2 separate regions of the Homo sapiens genome follow, and region 2 is linked to region 1. The links are chromatin loops, found by intact Hi-C in ENCODE. Cell type or tissue: sigmoid colon. All regions are shown on one strand. Each heading gives the region's core, and the rest is flanking DNA. Links, peaks and the distances in the headings are about the cores only. Region 1 overlaps PIRAT1 (PU.1 (SPI1) induced regulator of S100A8 and S100A9 alarmin transcription 1). Region 2 overlaps LOC107985869 (a long non-coding RNA gene).

Region 1 (8,336 bases), core at 326-8,325:
AGCTAAGTCAACATTCCAGGTGAGACATGACCAGGGCCCAGGAGAGCAGAATTCAACCTCCTTCATTTTTCTGTATACCATAATTAGGATGCCACTGTGATACAAGACAATCTTAGTACTGAATTCCTAGAGCAATTATTTTCTGAGCAACAGGCTTGGTTTTTAATCATACATTGTCCTATAATATCACTTCACTTGTCATGAATTGTTACCCATTTCACTTTATATAAGTGAACTATATATGTGTGTGTGTGTGTGTGTGTGTTTCTTCATACTGTCTATGTTGGGAGTTCCCTGAAATATATGTTTTTAGACATTTTAATGACTCCTGTTAAATCTAGCACGTTTCTGGGACCATAAAAATGAATCTAATTCGAATATTTAGGGAGAACCAAAGCAAAGGGACAGCATTTATTAAAATTTAAAATGGCCACTGTGGAAATGGAGTCAAGCTATTCTGTGCACACAGTGTTGCTGGGATAAAACACGCTAGAAGAAATGGCGGTAAGTTCTTATTTGGTCAATGAATCATAATTCCCCAAAAGACAAGCATGATGCTTATGGCAGCCCTTAGTAATAATTCTTCATGTGTGGTTTTCTTGCTCATATTTTCTATGTATGCGGTGATTTCCAACTACACTCTGTGGAGCCCGTGGGGTTCTGAACGGATGCTCCCAGGATGTGTGGGAGGGGCAGGAAGAGCAAGAGTGGAGGGCGGGGCTCCTGTCAGCTTTCAGTTTCCCCTAGAGCCGTCAGCCTTTCCCTGTTGTATGTATTGGCCCTCCCTGTAATATTTCCTTTGGGAATAAAAAGTTTAGAAACCATAAGTCAAGTCACACCCTGGTCACCTCAGACTGGCAGGGAGTATGATCACTTTCATGTTTCGTCTCACAAAATGGATTTCTAGGTGAAGTATATTTAAAAAGAAGGTCACCAGGCACAGTGGCTCACGCCTGTAATCCCAGCACTTTGGGAGGCCGAGGCAGGCGGATCATCTGAGGTCAGGAGTTTGAGACCAGCCTGGTCAACATGGCGAAACCCCATCTCTACTAAAAATACGAAAATTAGCTGGGCATGGTGGCGCGTGCCTGTAATCCCAGCTACTCGGGAGGCTGAGGCACCAGAATTGCTTGAACCCGGGAGGCGGAGATTGCAGTGAGCCAAGATCGTGCCAGTGCACTCCAGCCTGGGTGACAAAGCAAGACTCTGTCTCAAAAAAAAAAAAAAAAATTAGGTTAATTTCCACATTTGGCCCTAATGTGGTCAAAACTTCAACAGCTGTGGATTAAAGAGAAAGCGACCACACCATCATCACCATCACCCTCTCTATCCCTGTGAAGCCCCAGACACACACAGTGGAAATGGAATTCAGAGCTAGAGTAAACCCAGGGTCTTGACGGACACTTTCGAAACAGCACTGCAGGTTTGTGATTTCCTTCAGATTTGGAGAGAGTCTCTTGATAACTCCTACCCTCATCTTCTGTTTTGATGGCAGAAAAAAGGGCACTATCTGTCTTTGTTTTGTGTTGCTATAACAGAATACCACAGTCTGGGTAATTTATAAAGAAAATTTATTTCTCACAGTTTCAGAGGCTGGGAAGTCCAATATCAAGGTGCCAGCACCTGGCAAAGGCCTTCTTGTGGTGTCATAATCTGAGAGAAGGCATCTTATGGCGAGAGAGAGGGAGCGTGCCAGCCCAAGTCTGTCTTCCTCGTCTTATAAAGCCACTAATCCCATCATGGGCCCCCACTCACGTGACCTCATCTAACCCTAATCACCTCCCCCAAAGGCCCCACCACCAAGTACTAGCAACATAATTTGGAGATTATGTTGACTGTTTCCTTTCTCCACCTCTCAGCTTGATTCTCAGAGTTCCATGTGATTGGAGAGGCCAGGGTGGGGGGCACTCTGACATCCACCTTGACCAGTACATTGTAGCTGTGCTGGACAGACCTCCTTTAAGAATAACACTTTTCATAAGGATTATTGCTAAAACCAAACTTCTCATCTTTTTTTTTTTTTAAGAGACAGAGTCTCGCTCTGTCACCACGATCTCGGCTCACTGCAACCTCCGCTTCCCAGGTTCAAGCAATTCTCCTGACTCAGCCTCCCTAGTAACCAGGACTACAGGCGCACACCGCCATGCCCTTTTTTTGAGATGGGGTCTGTCACCCAGACTGGAGTGCAGTAGCGCAATTTTGGCTCACTGCAACCTCCACCTCCCAGGTTCAAGGGATTCTTCTGCCTCAGCCTCCTGAGTAGCTAGGATTATAGGCATGCACCACCACGCCCGGCTAATTTTTGTATTTTTAGTAGAGATGGGGTTTCACTGTGTTGCCCAGGCTGGTCTCGAACTCCTGAGCTCAGGCAATCTGCCCACCTCGGCCTCCCAAAGTGTTAGGATTACAGGTATGAGCCACCGCGCCCGGCCGCTTCTCTTCATTTTTATGTGCAATAAATATTTAGAAATATCTTCTCTTAACTCTGTGGAACCATTGTTTCTTTATCTGCAAAATGAAGTTAATAATATCTTTCATAGTGGGCACTTGTGGTAATTAAATGAAGAAGAATGACAAAATAATTCAGAGAAACCTAGAATAAAGTGGGAAAGAGATAGCAGTGAAAATCTATTGGCAGTTGGCTAAGATGGTGACCCAAACCCTAGAGCACTAGGAAGGAGAAGGATGGAGACCACCACAAGTGATGCAAATGTCACTGATCTAGAAAAAGGAATACTGTTAGGATGTTATCACTCCCCTCACACTGTGAAGTCCCAGAAAAAAAATCTTAACTATGTTCAACATAAGAATTTAACTAAAACATAATGGACTATTTCCATTTTTCTTTACTTTCAGTGCTGTAAATAAAATCAACTTGTGGCCAGTAAGTATGTACAAGCTTTCTTCCTACTCTGTGTTAGCAGTATTTAGTATACCAAAAGTGAGAAGCTTTTCATATTGGAGGATTCTATCCAATTTGATATTTTCAATTACATTTAAGAGTACTCACTTGCATCGTCTCCTATCTGTGGTGCAATTTTTTTTTTTTTTTTTTTTTGAGACGGAGTCTCGCTCTGTCACCCAGGCTGGACTGCAGTGGCGCTATCTCAGCTCACTGCAAGCTCCGCCTTCTGGGTTCACGCCATTCTCCTGCCTCAACCTCCTGAGTAGCTGGGACTACAGGCACCCGCCACACGCCCAGCTAATTTTTTGTATTTTTAGTAAAGACGGGGTTTCACCATGTTAGCCAGGATGGTCTACATCTCCTGACCCCATGATCTGCCCATCTCGGCCTCCCAAAGTGCTGGGAGTACAGGCATGAGCCACTGCGCCTGGCCTGTGGTGCTGTTAGTTACAGAGTTGAGTTAAAATACAATGACCTACAAGCTAGTTGGGCCTTTTTATTTCTCTGCAACTAATCCCTGCAACTAATTCTCATGAGTAACCATCCTACTGTGCCAGAGGATTGTGCGAGGAATGGGGAAGGGAAATCTTTTATTGCAAAGGTCTTTGGATTCAAAACAGTGTCTTGAAGTTTAAAATGATTTTTTAGGGTAACCTGAGTATCTTTGGGAAAATGTTTAATCATTTAGATTCTCCTCCCAACCAAGATGACATCTGGCTGAAGAGAGAAACTCATGTATCCTCACAGTGACAGGGAACAGAGTTTACCAGCTGGGTTTCTGACCCAATATGGTCCGCAAGGTCTGTACCCTGGACACCTGTCTAAAATACGTGGCCAAATTTCATGGCCAGTAAAACTCATGGTCTGCTCTTTGCTGGCTCCAGCTGCCGGTCACTTCAAATGGTCTGTCTGGGTGTTGGTGGCATCTAATTGCTGGCTCTATCATGCAGAATGTTCACTGGTCTTTGGACAACTAGCTAGACAGCCACCGCAGAGCTTCCTGGTACTACAGAAGCATGACCTTCTCCATCCCCAATACCTAGATAGGGTCTACTTCAGGCCGTTGTCGGGGGCTCTTTATCTCCATGGAGCAGCTGTCCCTGGGGATGGTAGAATCTTGTCTAGGCCCCAGGAAACCTAGGAATTGCCACATTAACCTCATTTTTGAAGAAAATATATGCCCTATCCCAGATCATTATGCTACTACCTTGCCTTTGCCAATTACTACCTAAGAGATGTCAATGCAGGAATTCTTCAGAGACTTAACATCTTTACTGTCTCTTCTCAGGGAAACCTCTCTGCTTTAGATTCCTTTAATGGTATTTTACTTCTTAGAATCCTTTCTGGAGTTTCAATTCTTCTTCCTGTCTACATAACTCCCTTTTCCTTCCTGAGGCAGCATTTACTTTTTTCCTGCTCTAAGGTCATAATGGTAGCAAGAAATCATCAGAGAAAAACACAGCAGGAAGTATTTTAAAATTATCCTTTTTACACATAATTTAACTAATTTAATCTCTGTGATAGCTTCGCAGGGTTCTTTTCGCAGAAGACACTGAGGTTCAAAGAGGTTATATCACTTCCTTATGTGATTTAACCAAGATCAACAGCAAATCTGGTGTTCCACTATGGCAAACCACCTCCCAAGGACCTGGCAGGGGACAGACACTGCTGAGCTGTTTTCCATTCACAAGGAACTGCTTTTCTGCCTGGGTAACCCCAGTACATAGATCTGATTTGCCTTTCATGCTCCATACCTTCTCCTTTCCCCCACAAATGCAATGCAGGAGAGGAGAGTTACATGGCCTTTCAAGGTGTTTGGCCAGGAAGTCACTTAATAAAGAATTAACACATCATCACTGCAAAGTGGTTTCTGCATGAAAACAAAGGAGATGCTCATTTGTCACCACTCCCTTCTGAGCCAGCTAGGGACTATCAGGAGGTGATGAGTTTGCAATAAACAGCAGAAGTTGAGCACCAAGGCTTTTTCAAACAACTCCAAATAGTTGGCTGAAACCCAGAACACATTATTCTTTGTCCATCAGGATTCTCTCCTACACAGTTTTCCAGAGAAGGATGAAATTCCTTAGGTCATGTTATAAACATTCATCTTCTAAATCACGCCCCTAATAGAAAGAACAGAAGACAGAGCATGTGCTGTAAGTCATTCGCCTGCTGAATGTGCTCTGCACAGGGTGATGTAACATGTGGGGTCAGCCCCTGCGTCAACGACCAAATACACAAGTGTAACGAGATGGGGGGAACAAGACAGACTCCACATGGCCAGCCTGGGGGAGGGTGGGTGTTCCCCTGAGAGGAGAGTCTTGGAAAAGGCTTGTTGGGGAGGAGCTGAGGAGACACAGATTCACTAGGCTTTGCAGTGGTCTAGGACAGAGACGGGAATAAGCACATGGGCGAGAGGTAGCGCTTGGGCACCAGGGAGGAGAGGATAGCTGGGGGAGGAGGGGGAGTCAAGTGATTTTTTGGCCAGTCTAGAAGATGGATACAGTTAGTCTAGAAGCAGTCCAAAGCTAAGGCCTCCAATTCTTTCTGGTTTCCCAAAATCTTCCTCTCTCATCATCTCCTTATTTTCCTTTGCACCCAAAGGAATAAAGTTGTTACCCTACTGGAAAAGCAGGCAGCAAAACTGGTTTCTGTCCCTATCTCTCATCAATCTTCTTCTCCAGTTGGTAAATGCTTTAGCTTTCTTAGTCCTGTCAACGAGCCAAGCAATCTATACATTGACTCTTAGACCTGCGTTTCCCAGCACCCTTGCAGGAACTGGCCCTAGATGACCCTGCCTGAATAACTGATAAACTGTAATTGGCCTCACTTTCGTTAGCCCCACAGCCCCCTTCCCTAAGTTCATAGCCTCTCTTATCTATGCTGCTTAATTCAAGCATCCCAACCCTGTGAGGCAGCCCTACTGCAGCACTGGGCAAGGAATCTGAAGGCCTAGGTTCAAGTATTGGTTCTGCTTCTAATTAGCTGGGTGGCCAAGAGTATTTATAATAATGATAAGGATGTCTACCATCAAATCAGCAATTAGTAGATAAGGTCCTCTGCTAAGCAATTAAGTAAGAGTTACCGTATTAGAAAATGATTATCACAATTTCTAAATTATCTAGTAACTGGAAGCATTGGTACCTCTTTAACTTTTTTCTCCCCACGGTTATTAAATTTGAAAACAAAACAACAGTAATAAACCCATAAAACTGAAAGGCTGGCTGCACGCAGTGGCTCACGCCTGTAATCCCAGCACTTTGGGAGGCCGAGACGGGCAGATCACGAGGTCAGGAGATCGAGGCCATACTGGCTAACATGGTGAAACCCCATCTCTACTAAAAATACAAAAAAAATTTAGCCGGGCGTGGTGGCAGGTGCCTGTAGTCCCAGCTACTTGGGAGGCTGAGGCAGGAGAATGGCGTGAACCCGGGAGGCGGAGCTTGCAGTGAGCTGAAATCGCGCCACTGCGCTCCAGCCTGGGGGAAGGAGGGAGACTCCGCCTCAAAAACAAACAAACAAACTAAAAACAAACAAACAAACAAAAACAAACTGAAAGGCTGATCCTGATTCCCAGGATGAAAGTGAGGAGAAGAAAGGTTTTGTGGCATCTCCTTCAGTGGAATCCAAGTTGGAAAATAGGTGGGAGTAATGGGAAAAGGGAGATGGTTAAATCCCTGGGACGTTCAGGGACAGGAAGGAAGAAAGCAGGATGCTGTCCTGGGCAACATTTGTCCATCCGTGCCTTGAGCAAGGCTGCTCACCTTGGCACTGCTAAATAATCAGTGTTCTGCACTCTCAAGTCTCAACCCTGGTACTCATCCCCTAGGTAACCACGAGAAGCTACCTCGCCTTGAAGAGTTTCATGTCCTGCTTGGTAAGATTGGCAATGGTCAGATACCAAACTCAGAGGATACAACCAGGGTTCAGGCTCCTTCTCCCTGACAGACAAGCTGTCTGTGACCTTGGGTGAATCACTGAATAGGGTCTGAGTTCACTGTCTCACCTGAAATAGAAATACTGACGCCTGCCCTACCTTCCAGAGCGTCACAAGGGTCCATGCGATGATGCTGGGGCCAGTCTTTGTGAACCTTGAAGACACGTTTATGAAGTGAAGGGGTTGATAGGTGATGGGCAGGTCTTTCCAGCTAAGATACGTTTGGATTTGACAGTGCAATACAGTGACCTTAGTTACAGGAGGATGGCCTTGCAGAGTATCCAGCAGCCCCAGGGCTTCTCATGGCTACTTCCCATTCCCTGTAGCTGTAGACGGAGGGAAGGCTGAGGGTTGCTCATTTGACAGGCATCATTATCTTATTTCTCAGCTGATCAGAATCTGGCCAAAGAGTAAAATATTTCTCTTTTAATCTGGCAGTCATTTTCTTCTTTACTCTAAAGTCACTGAACAAGGTCAAGTTCAGGGAACTGAATTCCTCAGGAAAGGATTCCCTGATCATCTGGGAGACATTAGTTCATAGTTACGATGGGTGTGTCAAGGCCCCCGTGGCCTTCTCTCTCATAGTGTTTTAGTAAATTAAACCAAAGGTGGATTGTGTTGACCCAGGCATTAACTATGACTGTTTTCTATGGAGTGTTTCAGGTATGCTTTGTGAGTTTTATGATCCCAGCTCTCTTTCTTTCTTATGGGATGGGTGGAGTGGTGATGGGCATTGTTTTTCAGTTATTGATTTAAATTAATAACAGATCATCCTGTCCAAACACTGGATTGTGTACACAGGTGAACAGGCTATTCATCTTTAGGTGTTTAAATCCTGACTCCTTTTGCATATTGGTATAGACAGATGATCAAGCTACAAAAATACGAGGATCATCTCCCAATGAGCCCTCTCATACAGCTTCTAAAAGGTTAACAAAATAAAAAAGAATCCAGTTTCTATACTGATTAGAATCTATACTCTGATTTTTTTTAAAGTTGCAAATGTTAGGGAATGAATTGAATTCTATCTTTAGAGTAATCAAACTCGTTAGCCTCTTTGGAGAGCCCTGACTCCACTGCTATTATTAATTGTTTATTCTTTAATCAGCCCCTTCACTTCTCTGAACCTCAGCTCAGCTTCTTCATCTAAAGATGAGGGTAGGGTGTAAAACTATATTACATCATTTTTTAAAATGTAGTTATTTTAATTCTATGATGTAAGGTCTTTTCTCCTCTACTGTCTTTGGACTATGGGCAAGAAGTACCTTTTATTTCATGTTACCATTAACATAGTGCCTTGGACATGGTAAATGTTTGACGTATATTTATTGGATGGAATGGAACAGAGTTAATTGTAACCACCTACAATTCCTCATTAGGTTGATTTCCCAATGGCAGACCCATTGAACATTCCCATTTTACGAGGTAGGAACTGGGAAGGAGGGTGAGCTCACCCCAGGGAGGTGAGCCCACAGGCCCGTGGGCACAGTCTTG
Region 2 (8,336 bases), core at 23-8,022, 55 kb before region 1:
CCATAGAGCCTCCAGGCTGGAGTGGTGATGGGTGGTTCAAACTGCTCCTGTTACCGTCTCTGTCTGAGTCAGGGCTGCAGACCCTCCCCTGGGAAGCATGGCTGGAATTTCATACTTCCTTCAATCCTCATTCATTCATTCATTCATTCATGGAGTATGGATTGAGCTGCTACTGGGTACCAGTCAATCTCACTGGGTCCGCCTGGTGGTCTGCCAATCCAGATACTGAATACTTACTATGGTGAAGGTGCTATCAAGGTGAGGCCAGGCAGGCCTGTTCAAGATTTGGGACATCAAATGGCAGGGCAAATGTGAGAGAAGGCAGCCCTCGATGCAAGAAGCGATATCCGGCAAACCCCCAGGGCAGCAGTGGGGTCTGGGGAGAAACTTAACACTGAAGAGGTCCCTAGGATCTGTGGTCATTGCAACTAGGAAAGCTGGTTTGCAACCCTTCTTCTACATGCTCAGCACCACCTTAGGACCTAGCTTTTCTGGATTTGAAGGGCTGGTACCAGATTCAGAACAGACAATTTTCCTGGCAGGGGCCACATAGAGATCCATATGCTTAGAATGTTGTAGTTTATTCTTTGAGGTTAGTAGAGAGATCATAGCAACCATAACGTTTGGGCTTTGCCCTCGAGGTTTTTCTGTCTGTGGAAGTACTGTGGGTATTCTTCCCAAAAATACAATGGGGAGTTCAGGGTCAAGAGGAGCCAGGAATCTCTGAAAAATGGAGGCAAATGATCCCTGTTCTTCCTTCCTGCACAGTGAGGAACAATGCCCTCATCCTGCACCATTTCATCCTGGCTCAGGGATAGAATGTCCTCATCACAACATGCTGTTCTATCCCTGGGTTAAAGGAAGGAGAGATTAAATGAGGCCTACTGGATTTCCTAAATATTGCCTCCTCCCATTTCTTAGAGTCCCATAGACAAGGCTTTCCTCATAGAAGAGGCTTTCATTTTCTTTTAAATCACAGGGTTGTTTATAAGACAGATTAAGCATAAACTCAAATGCTAAATCATCTGATACTCAACAGTCTGATACCAAATATCTGAAGTAAAAAGCCTGTGACCCGATGATGGCATTCAAGTGATAAATCACTCTGATCAGAAAAGGATGCAAGAAAAGCAGCTGAAAGTCTGTCTCCCCAGCCACGTGGCTTTGATCTCTGGGAAAGTGGATATTAGTGCAGACAGCAGTTCATAGGTCTTGATTAGTCCGTTCAAACCAGTGACTATGATTTCTCTGTAGATACAAGCACAAAAAAAGTCAATAAACGTTGGGCTGAACTTTAAACAACTGTCTTTTCAGAGAAAACCCAGTTGCATACAAGGAAGATTACTGCACTAGCCTGAAGACAAATGTCTACAAATATTATACGCTCAAGTGCAGGGAGGAGTTTTGTTCAAGGCAGCACAGAAAACAAATTACTCTGGTCTTAAATAAGATCCTTTGAACGGGCAGCAGCAAATCAGTACAAATTAGGACAAATGCATTCTTGACTGATATAATTTCCTTATTCTGCCTGAAAAATGCCACCAATCAGACTATAGACAGCTATGTCCCAAAAACTGGGGCCTCCGGTTACATGGTGGTTGAGTCAATTTGGTGGAAGTTCAAACCCCTAAACCAGCTCTTTATTCCACTTCCTGGGTACTGGTCTTATATTTCCAGGCAGGCAATTGAAATTTGACCATGGTTTTATTTTGCATCTCTTGGCCAGCAAATGTAAATGCAGCACCCATAAAGCACTGAGTCCCCAGAGCCTGTGGCAGGGCCAGCAGAGACTGGATGTAATTGGGAACAAGAATGGTTGCAAGATCTGTTTTCCTGGGATGGTCCTGGCTTAGGACTATGGTTCTAGAGTCCCTTCCGGCTTGCATTTGCCACTCTCTACAGTTTCTCAGTTTGGAATGATGAATTACAGTCACTCTAGGGGAGATCATTTCCCTAGCCCCAGGCATTGTTTCAAAGAATGGATGTACATGGGGGCTTTTTGTTTTAGATCAAGGAAGAGTCTGTGCTTAGGCAGGTGGTGTTGAGTCTAGAGAGAGAGGATAGGCACCCACCCAGCCATGGGTCTTTTCTTCCCACAGGCACCTCAGACTGAGCACTGGAATGGGTGAGTCAGAGGCTGAAGGGGCCCTACTGATGAGGGGTCTTGTGAGATCTGGTGGAGAGGGGTAGGCTTCCCATTTCTGTGCTGAATGGAGAGGCAGCATCTGCTAGAGACCAGGGAGGTGCAGGGCCCCAGTGGCAGGGAAGCAGGTTCTTTCACAGGACTCCAGTTCCCTACCTCTCAGGGCTTAGCCAGAGAATGCACACTGAGCTTACCAGTAATACAAGTATTTTGGTAAAACCTGACTCAAATACTGTCATCATCTTCCGGTCCAGACTCCACTCCACTCCTGGACAGCAGCTAGTACTTTGTGTTTGGCCCTGCTTTTCTAGAACCTTCGTTTGGGGTACTTCTGTCTCCTACCAGACTGCAAGCTCCCCAGGGCAGGGAATTCATCTTTGCCTTACTCACACAACCTGGCCACACTCATTAAGTTCATTAGAGGGTGCCCAAGCAACATTGGTTGAATTAATGAATGAAACATAATGAAATACAATGCATCTAATTTTCCAGCTTGGCAGCAGCTGGCAAAACTTAAAAGCTGAAGTTATCAAGGAATGGGCTAACTCATAAAACACTTCAGCCCTCTTTACCCCTTTTTGGTCCAGGTAACACCGGTGATCACAGTAGCTCTTTGTGTGCATTGTTAATGACAAGAGTCTAAACATGCAAGTCTCTCTTTTTATCCATGATTTTTTTTTTCCTGAGATAGAATCACTTTATCATGCAATGAAGCTATATGAAGGTAAGATGCCTGAGAGAGTGTTTACCTTGCTAGAAAATATTTAGACGTGTGTTGAATGACTGATTTCGAGGTCCAACTCTGCATCCTTCTTCAAGAGACCTCTCGGGTGAGAGAGCAATGAATAGTGGCCCTTGGCTACCGTGTTGGGTCTGCACGGCTTTCAGGGGAGATGGCCACTCTTTATTGACAGGCATTTCCCTTATTTAACCACATGTTCCATGCACAGATGGTATTTATCTTCAGGAGATGACTCACGCCCTTGTCAACATACCTTTCTATATTAAATATCCCTATCACATACAAACTGGACCTCAGAGTGGGCTGGGTGGTATTAGAACAATCTCTTCCCCCTTTTTAGAAGCTGTGAAGATTTTTGAATTTACTCACAAGATCTACTTCCCAATGAACTAAGACTTTGTAGGATTTTCCTATTTAAGATCTGGGTTTAAACTCAGCTCTTCCATTTAACTGGCTATGTGGTCTTAAGATTACTGTCTCTGTGCCTCTATTTAATTACTTATAAAGTGAGAGCAATTTTCCTGATCTTATAGAGTCACTGAGAAGATTAAGTGAGGTAGTGGCACTGAGAAAGTTTGAAGCAAATATTTTTTGAATAAATAAATGACTAAAACAATAATATAAATGTTAAAAATCATCAACCAATTCAGTGTGTATAATGAGGCTTATTATTTACTGAGTGATCCCCGTGCATAAAGAATAGCTCTAAGTTCTTAAACCCATACCACCTTGTAGTTAAGGAATTAGAATGTAAGCCTACATCTTGTGGGTGGGCACCCAAGGCCACACTCTTAACTTCTACCTGCACTGCCTCTTCTTATTTGTAATAAATGTAATAAACTCCTTTTGGCACTAAATACTGCCCTGGAAAAAATGGTCAGCTTCTTCAACTGCGGCTGCCTTTACGCTAATGTAACTGAGGTTCTTAGAGTTTTATAACTTACTGAGCGAAATAAAAAAAAAAAAAATACCCTTATGACACCTTGGTTTCTGCACTAAGTAATTAATGACAAATTTGAGGATCAGGTATCTAGCTTCTGTTACCTGATATTCTGAGCTGAGAATGCATCAGACTCAGGCCTCAGAAATAACTTCACTGAGAGTAAAATGGGAACAAGTTTCTAGTTAGTGAAAACTGGAGCATATGATGACTTGACTGTACACGTGGGGGCAAATAGCAGTCCTCTCTCTCCCATTTCTGGAAAGGGTTTCGTTTCTCTTGGGCCCAGTATTTTCCTGGGTTCTGATAGCCTCTGCTGACTTTGAACTCATCCTCTGTCATTGTAAAAAAGTATACAAGCATTTGCTCAGAACTGTGCTAGACTCTGTGTGATTGCTTCAAGACAGCTCTATCAAAATAAGAGTTATCACTTATTATGAGGCTGTGATGCTCTAGGGACTATGCTAAGTGCTTCATGTATTTTTATAGTCAGGGTAGGCTAGTTTATGCTGTGGCAACAAACAACTCCCAAATCTTAGTAGCTAACAATGAGCTTACTTCTCAATCTCACTAAATGTTCAGTGCCGGTTGGCTGGGGGCTCCACTCCACCTCGCCTCACACAGTGACCTGGAATAACAGAGCTTCCACCATCAAATGTGTTACTGGTCTCCCGGAGTCCCACCTCTAGAATTCTTGCATACAATATCGAAAAGTCTCCCGAACTTTCGTAACTTTGCCATCTTGGGCTCTTAAAGAAAACACTAATTGTATGTTTTGAAATCCAGAAAAGGAAAGGAGTGAGGGATGTTAAGATCAGTCACTCCAGCGATGGCTTAAGCCTCCCCTGGCACAGGCCCCAGGGGTGAGCTTGCTTCTGTGGATTTCCAGCCGGGAAGCACCACCCCGGTTTATTTTCAGAGGTGGAAACTCAAGCAACAATTATCTCCCATCACAGCAAATTAAAAGCCCAGGCTCACCCATCCCAGGAGCGGGGCGAGCACAGGACCATAATGACAGGCCAAGGTTAGTGCATTTCCTTTAAAGGCATGAGCCACTCATGAAACACAAAATAAACAGAGACATAAAAGTCCATGGAAAAGGCCCACAAGTGAGAGCAAGCGTTCGTGCCAAGATCAGAGAGTGTATTTTGATTTTTCAGGAGATTGAGGATTGTAGCAGCAAAAACTGCTCAGTGGATGAGTTGTGGTCTGTGTTTAGGATAATGTGGAAGCTATTGTGTACAACACTGCAGAGGGTGGGGGACGAGTGGCCCAATCTGTCACACAGACATATTTCTATGGCCTTAGAGCCCGGTCTACTTCCACCCACTCTAACCAGAATCTCTATTCCTGCCTGGACACCTGCTCAATGGAGCAGTGCGGCCCTGCTGGCCAGAGCTTCTGCTTGGAATGCCTCTCCTCTCTTATTTTTTTTATTTTTTTTTTTTTTATTTTTTTTTTTTTTTGAGACAGAGTCTCACCACTCTGTTGCCCAGGCTGGAGTGCAGTGGCATGATCTTGACTCACTGCAACCTCCACCTACCAGGTTCAAGTGACTCTCCTACCTCAGCCTCCCGAGTATCTGGGATTATAAGTGTCCACCACCACGCCTGGCTAATTTTTTATTTTTAGTAGAGATAGCGTTTCCTCATGTTGGCCAGCCTGGTCTCGAACTCCTGACCTCAGGTGATCCGCCTGCCTTGGCCTCTCAAAGTGCTGGGATTACAGGCATGAGCCACTGTGCCCAGCCTCCTCTCTTATAGTCTATGCCAGCATCATTGACAGGAACTTAGCCAAAACTCACCTCTTTCAGGAAGTCCTCCAGGACTAATGCTTCTGGGTTCTACGACCCTCCTGTTGCAGGTTGTTTATATATAGCTGTCTCTGCTACTTAATGTCAGTGAAGATTTGTGGTTGTGTCAGTTTTTTGGGGGAGTTCTTTTGAGCTTTGTTATCATATAAGATCTTCAGGAGTATAGATTTTTATTTTTCTTTATATTTATGCTACACACGTTTAACTTCCAAAAAACATTTTCTCATGCACCACCTAATTTTATCTTCAGTATCACCTAGTGAGGTGGGTAGGGATTCCATATGACAGTTAGGAACTTATATAGCAAGATGGCTAGGAGTATGGGCTTTGGCTTGGGCAGGTTTCTAATCTCTCTAAGCCCCAATTCTCTCATCTGTAAAACAGGGATAAAAATAGTTTCTGCCCATAGGTTATTTTAAGGATTAAATGAGATAACACAGGTAACATGCTTACCTCACACAATAAAATTGTTGTTGTTTTAATGATGATGGAACTCAGGCTCAGAGAAGTAAATATACAAGAGGTGGCTCAGTGTGGTATGGAAAGCACCTGGGCTTTGCATCCAGCATGCTCAGGAAATGACTGAATAAAATAACTGGATGCTTTAAAAAAAAAAAAAAAAGAAAAGAAAAGGGCTTGGAGGCAACAGATTCTGATGATATCTGACATGTGGTGACTTTGGAAAACCACTTTGCCTCTCTGGACCTCGGTTTCTTCATCTTTTAAATATGAAAAAAATATATCATGTGTCACATATGTGGTGGGGGGTTTGAGAGGATTCATTCAAAAGTACTTTTGAAAGCATAATGTAAACTGTGGCATGCCTCAGAAATGTTAATTTAATTAACCTGCTTAAATTCATGCAACAGGTCCATGCTGGAGCCAGATTGCCTTATCCCTGGTGTCATCTCCAGCAGGCTGAGTCCCCTTGGAGCCTCCATAAATGCTGCTGGCTGGCTGGCGGGGCACATGGGTGGGCTGCGTACCACACTCCAAGCACTTAGCATTGAGCAGTGGTGGCTCCAGCTGGCAGCCTCACCCTCTCTCCTCCCCACACTCATGGACATTGAAATTGTGTAGAGAAAGCAGAGCTCAGAAACCAGAGCCATTTCTGCTCTCCCTGACTCCTTCACCTCATCTCTGCTGTTGACAAAGAGAACAAGAGGGGCAGTGAGAGAGATTTAACTATGACGTTGGTGCAGAAGTAATCGCGGGTTACATTAAAAGTCATGCCAAAACCCGTGATTACTTTTGCACCAACCTAATAAAACGGATCCTAGTGCATTAGGGATGGTGGCACTGGGACTGAACCTAAGAAGGAAGGGAGGACTCTTAGAATCCACACAGCAACCTGCATCCCAAAGCATGTGGATTTTACTAGTGTTTTCCCATTGGCCCATGGACTAACTTTTCAGAAACCAGCTTCTTTTTTTGATTTTCAGGGAGAATGTGGTTTGTTTTCACTGCATGAAGTCACTTCGGCCTTCTTCCCTGTCTGTGGGCAAGTTCAGGGTAGAAACTACCAGGTACTCTGAGAACTACGCCATGGACTTCCCTGCTCAGAGAAGAACAATCTGCTTCTGACGTTTCACTTTGGTTGTAAAGGACTTCAGGGATTATCTCAGCCTCTTCAAACCAAAATTCCTCTGAAATGCTTAAATTGGCCCAGATAGGGTCAGGTCTGGAATAATCAGTTCAGCTTATGCTGAAATACTTTATTTCCATCCTGCCTGCTTCCACATCCACTTTTCTGAGCATTATTTCCTCCAGAACAATTTAGAGATCTCTGAGGAGCTGATTAGATGATGATGAGGTGAGCATGCTCCCACCACATGGCCACAAGGATTGATAGAGATCAAGGACTGAGAGGTTTGGCCCCAAGCTTGACTGAGGATGATGTCGGGGATATTCCCAAGACCCTCTCTCAGACACAGATGGTCTGACCCTTTATTGGTCATAAGGATGAAGTGGAAGTTAATGAGACTCTCAGCTTGGAACTCCCTGGATGTAAGATTATAGCATATCTGTTTATCCAAAGAATTACGTGTGTCAGAGCAGTAGGTCTTCACAAATTCATTAGGTTTATAACAATCAACCATAGTTACAGGAGAAAGATGCTGTGAGCTCCCTTTATACCCCTGTTCAGTATCTGTACAATCTTACCCTCTAAACGTATTCCTTCTGTCTCACCTTAATCATGTATTGCTTATCTATTTCCTCACAACAGTCTACCTCAAAATTTGTGGCCTACAATGGCAACCATGTAAACCATGTATTTGCTTATGCTTCTGTAATTTGGACCAGGTTCAGCTGGGCAGTTCCTCTGCCAGTCTCACCCGAGGTCATGTTCACTGCAGTCAGTTGGCAGGTGAAGGTGTGGGGAGTTGGAGAAAGACTCACTGGTCCCAGCCAGCCTCAATCACATGTGTTGGGCCTCAGTGGAGATGACTGGAACTACTGCGATGAGTAGGACACTCTCTCCATGTGATCACTCATCCTCAAGGAGACCAGTCTGGGTTTTCTTAAGCCTGGGAGTCACAGGGCATCAAGAAGGTGAAAGCAGACACTCAGGGCTCAATATCACTTCTGCCACATTCCATTGATCAAAGCACATCATAGTGCCAGCCAAAATTCAAGGGGCAGAGGAAATAGACTCTGCCTTTTATTGGATGACAAATTAACATTGCAAAGAAGCATG

The links. A loop is a pair of places that touch in the nucleus more often than their neighbours do. Peaks named below come from ENCODE experiments on the same cell type or tissue, not always from the same donor. Only the 100,000 strongest peaks of a DNase experiment are listed, where the experiment ranks them.
Region 2: a loop joins it to region 1, with 2.1 times the contacts of the local background. A loop is called at or near these places in 5 of 110 quality-filtered maps.

The regions. Positions count from the first base shown.
Region 1 is chr2:37,833,019-37,841,354 of GRCh38, forward strand. All of the region lies in intron 2 of PIRAT1 (PU.1 (SPI1) induced regulator of S100A8 and S100A9 alarmin transcription 1), which reads right to left. Among named protein-coding and RNA genes, the nearest start is that of PIRAT1, 39 kb to the right of the region's middle. RefSeq lists an enhancer at 469-528. In sigmoid colon, for the core only: no CTCF peak of the experiment used is centred there; a DNase peak (open chromatin) is centred at 5,163.
Region 2 is chr2:37,778,110-37,786,445 of GRCh38, forward strand. It overlaps LOC107985869 (a long non-coding RNA gene), which reads left to right. Exons shown (of 3, transcript XR_001739409.2): 3 at 7,081-8,336. Among named protein-coding and RNA genes, the nearest start is that of PIRAT1, 94 kb to the right of the region's middle. In sigmoid colon, for the core only: no CTCF peak of the experiment used is centred there; a DNase peak (open chromatin) is centred at 4,792; H3K27ac peaks cover 1,007 bases.